Linked DNA regions of Homo sapiens: region 2 is linked to region 1. A link is an interaction called in ENCODE POLR2A ChIA-PET data of the cell type or tissue named here. Cell type or tissue: MCF 10A. All regions are shown on one strand.

Region 1 (2,500 bases):
AAAGATTTATTTCTCACAGTTCTAAAGACTGGGAAGTCCAAGTCTGGTGAGGTCTCACTTCCCAGTTTCCAGACAGCCATTTTCTCCTTATACCCTCACATGCTGAGAGAGAAAGCTCTGGTCCCTTCATCACCTTATAACAGCATTAACCCCATCCATGAGGGCTCCATCCCTTGACGCAATTACTTCTCAAAGATCTCACCTCCCAATACCATCACATTAAGGATTAAGATGTCAACATATGAATTTGGTTGGGGGTTCATTTGGGGAACATTTGGTCATAACACCCAGTAACAGAGATTAGCTGAATGAAGAAATAGTTTGAGTATAAACTTACAAAAAAAACTTAGTTCTGGTAATGTGCCTGTTTAAAAATTATAATGTTATGTTCAATTCTGTTGTTTTTCTTCTGTATACAATAAGCTAGAATTGTTACTTCAGTATAGTATGAAATACATAGTATGATTAAATTTTGTAATTTAGCTGTAAAGTGGTGTACTTTTTTTACTGTCACAGGAAGACTGAAATCAAATGGAAACTACCAACCAAAAAAAGAACATCTTATAAGATGATTGGACCAATGAGAAAGAATACTGAATTTAGCATAAAATTATTTCCACTTCACACAGACATTTATGAAGCATCTACTAGGTGGCTGGCACTGTGCTAAGGACTCAAGATTCAAAAATGCATTGCTTAGGGCTGACCATCTAGTGAGAGAACAGATCGTTTCAATACACTGTGATCAGTGCTCCACTAGAAAGGAACAACAGAGCAGGAACCTTGACCTCAAAAAGGAGAATAGTGAAGGGGTAGGGAAACCTAATGAAGGAAATGTCTTTGCTATATTTTAAAAGATTGTTATCCACGTGCAGTGAATAGTTTAGGTGTTTAGGGGATAGAGCCTCAGTTAAAGAATGCTTCAGCTTCCTCTAGGTTCTGAACCAGCTCAGAAGTGGACTCAGCTAGGGATCAAACTAGAGATCAAAATCTCAGCTTTATTATTGTTACCTTTGCATTAATCTAAGAGGAAGGGTGGCTTTGCCAGGAGAGGAGGGAACAGTGATGGGGGAATCCTGTGGTTTTTGGCTCCCTATCACAGTGTGCTTTCTGGAATCTACAGTTATATAAACAGAGGAGTTTGCTAAATATGTTCAAATTACTCATTATTGTTCACTGAGTGAGGCAGCTGCGTCAGCGTCCTTAAAAGACCTATGAGGAGAATATACTTTTAGTTCTCACAAATTGTAATTGGAAAAAAAAACCTTCTTTGTTTTTATTTGAACTTATATCAGAGTCAATTCTAAGTTGTATAATCTATTTGGCACACACTGATTTATGGACACTCATATTTATTATCAAACTTGGTCCTAAAAGCTAAATGGGAGATGTCTGGACTAGCTTCTTATAGAGCATAGAGACCGCACAATCACACAATAAATTTTTTAAAAAGTATTACTGCAGGGTTTATTTTGAAATTTATGTGTGTATATATATATATATACACACACACACACACACACACACACACATACACATACACATACACATACACATACACATGTATATAATACTGATCTCTATCAACCACCATGTAAATTTTTGTGGAGGGCAAGTTAGACCCAAAGGTAATCAAAGCCACAGTAAAGCCACCTCTACTAGATTATCTAAAATTAGGAGCCATGAAATTTAGTCCCTCCTTCTGATTTCTACCTGGGAAGAAACAGTCACACAAAACCTTCATGTTTATAGTAGATTTTACCTAAAGTCTTGTGAGATAAATGGAGTTTACATCACAATCCAACAGGTAATTTAAAACTGAGAATTAGATGCCCATGCCATTGAAATGACCTTCTGCCATGTATTGAAGTTGTCATTTCTATAATACTTTCAAACCTCCCACCAGGTTTCTCAGCGCTCCTCTCCCTTCCCCCAACCCCCTCAAAATGTGAGTATCCTAAAGTTATCTATAAAAGCTGATGGCCTTCCAGAAAGCATTTTTCATGCTATTTATTTTTTATTAGTACACGTAATAACATTACAGCTTACAAAATGGATTTTCTAAGCTTTACTAGTTATGTTATAATCAGTAGATACTAAAAATTCCAAGAAATAAAAAACTTTTTTCTTCTTTCTATAACCTCTCTGATCGCTAAAACTTAACCTGATGGTTAATGTACTGTAAATAGTTACAACATCATCAGATTGTTTTTGTGTTTTGGATTTGCATGAAAGAACAATAATGATGAAACCCATTCCATTCATCATGTTTGTGTTTAATACTGTGAGGAGCTGTACTTTTTATCAGCTCATTGAGCACTGAAGCTCAATTTTAGAGTACAGACCACACTGTCAGACAAAATCATAACCTTTTAAGTGTATTGCTACATACTATTAATGGCATTCTATTAAAATAACTTTGGGCATCAGAGTAGATCAAACTACTTTGCAGGTATGGGCTGAAAATGTTTATAAAATGTTTTATTAAAATGATTAATCA
Region 2 (2,500 bases), 52 kb after region 1:
AATGAGCAGTTACTTATTAATATAAATTTTTTAAAAAAGAGAAGAGTATTTCAAGGGACTCCCAACAACACACTAGGAAATTCACTTTAACGCCTGCCTGTATCAGGAATAATAAAGCAAAACACAGAGAACCTAAAATGTTTTTAAAGAAAGAAAAAAAGATATTGCCCAACATCCCAGTTGTTTGTGGACTGAGTGACAGGTCCAGCTGTCCCAGCTGCCGGCATGGGGAGCATGTTAAATATAGCACGCAGGGGTCATTCACATTCTGTGACCCTCCTTGTTATGACAACCTTTCTTTCCCCAGTGTCCTAAAAGTATGAGGATCTCCTGTTTCAAAGCTGAACAAGGCAATATGGGAGAAAATTTGACAAGAAACCTCACAGTTGTAATTAACCTCTGGTGATTCTATTTTATTTTTTCTTTTCTTGAAGCCTTGAAGATTTTGATATCTTTATCTGGTAGGCCAAGTAGATTTACTCATTCTTCTTGGTAATTATGAGCTACAATGTGATACTTTGGGGTTGTAGTTTTATTTACTTGTGAGATATTTGACTATCTCGATGACTTCTAAACAACATATAAAGTATAACTTTTTTTGGTGTACTTCTAATTTTTTTCTAACAGGCTCCACAATCTCTCATATATGTTTTTTTCAGCTCGATAGCATAGCATCTGAATGGGTTGGACTTCCACCTCTGCCTTCAGCCAGGTGTCTCTTCGGTCTGGGAGAGGTGGATGATAAAATCTATGTAGTTGCAGGCAAAGACCTTCAAACAGAGGCTTCGCTGGATTCAGTATTATGCTATGATCCTGTGTAAGTTGGCATGATATTCCTGTTCCCTAAGCATTCAAGTATATGCGTGCCTACAACATATTCATATTTTCAGAACCTGGAATTTACTGAAGGTATATAAATTCTGTCTCGTTTAATTTTAGGGCTGCAAAATGGAACGAAGTAAAAAAACTCCCTATCAAAGTCTATGGCCATAATGTGATTTCACATAAAGGGATGATATATTGTCTAGGAGGAAAGACAGATGACAAGTAAGTACCCTGAACTCTCATGATTTATGTCTAAATGACTTTTTATTAGAAGGGTTTCTTCCTCTTTTCTTTTCTTTTTTTTTTTTTTTGAGATGGAGCTTCACTCTTGTTGCCCAGGCTGGAGTGCAGTGGTGTGATCTCGGCTCACTGCAACCGCCGCCTCCTGGGTTCAAGCGATTCTCCTGTCTCAGCCTCCTGAGTAGCTGGGATTACAGGCATGCTCCACCACGCCTGGCTAATTTTGTATTTTTAGTAGAGACAGGGTTTCTCCATGTTGGTCAGGCTGGTCTTGAACTCCCGACCTCAGGTGATCTGCCCGCTTCAGCCTCCCAAAGTGCTAGGATTATAGGTGTGAGCCACCACGCCCGGTCTCTTCCTCTTTTCCTTTGGATCTGCACACTAAAATGGGACATGGTTCTCACCTATCATATTGTGGAGGGAAAATCTTAAAATTTCAAGTCGCTGAAGTAAACATGTAGATACTCAGCATACTGCTAGGAATGAGCCTAATACCCCAATCATAAGCATCCTTACAGTCCAGGCAGTATCTAGGAGCATAATCAAGTCCTGTATTTCACTGATTTATAATTGTATTTTACTACATTAAAACCAATGGGTTTTCTTATTCATTTAGCCATAAGTAGATAAAAATTGAAAGGTATCTTTAATGTAGTATTTAAAATATATCTTCTAAGACAACTGTGCATAAAAAATATCATGGATTTGTACTTTACATTCATAAGAGGGACTTTAGATAGGTCAGTTTGAAAGAAAAGCGTGGTGATTGAAAAGAGGGAAGTAAAAAAGACAAAATAAAAACAAAAAATTAAGGCAATTATTTCCTCAGCAGTGTTCTTCCACATATTTACTCCCTGACAGAGGTAATATTCAAAATGGCTTCCAACTGTTCAAAACTGAGCTCCCAGTAGCACCCAGTATCTTGTGAGAAAACCAGGATGAGGTTTCATATATAAACCTAACTTGATTTCCAGTCAATTCTTAAGGAACCTGTAATCAGGAAAGAGATGTTATAACCCAGAGAGAGGAGAAGTGAGCTCCGAATGCTTCAGAGACAGTCAAACCAGTATAACCTGTCTAGTAAAATAAGCATTTTCAGTTTAGATGGTGAGAACTAATATTCTGCCCCTGAAAAATCTGCCTGATTTGGCTTGTCATCATTTGCCCAGGCCATTGAATTAATAGTGATGTCCAACCCTGAAAAGGGAGCCAAAATTTAGAATTGTAAGGGCAAAGCAGGAAAGGAGAGTAAAATATAGAAATGTGTTAGATGTCAAGAACTCTATTCTGGAGTTAATGATTATTGGGTATTAGTCAATTTAAATGGTAAATATAGCACAGAAAAGGCGATTTTAAAAAGCAATGGTTTTTAAACATCTACCTGTATTCAAAGATAACATATTCTAAAATTTTTATATCCTCCCTAATCCCAGCT

What was found. Peaks named below come from ENCODE experiments on the same cell type or tissue, not always from the same donor. Only the 100,000 strongest peaks of a DNase experiment are listed, where the experiment ranks them.
Region 2: POLR2A ChIA-PET joins it to region 1 with 5 read pairs; 2 of 35 experiments call an interaction of 5 or more read pairs at or near these places.

What each region holds. Positions count from the first base shown.
Region 1 is chr2:169,462,377-169,464,876 of GRCh38, forward strand. No RefSeq gene overlaps it. Among named protein-coding and RNA genes, the nearest start is that of BBS5, 16 kb to the right of the region's middle. In MCF 10A, no CTCF peak of the experiment used is centred here; a DNase peak (open chromatin) is centred at 1,115.
Region 2 is chr2:169,513,915-169,516,414 of GRCh38, forward strand. It overlaps KLHL41 (kelch like family member 41), which reads left to right. Exons shown (of 6, transcript NM_006063.3): 2 at 660-817; 3 at 940-1,047. Among named protein-coding and RNA genes, the nearest start is that of KLHL41, 5.5 kb to the left of the region's middle. In MCF 10A, no CTCF peak of the experiment used is centred here; no DNase peak of the experiment used is centred here.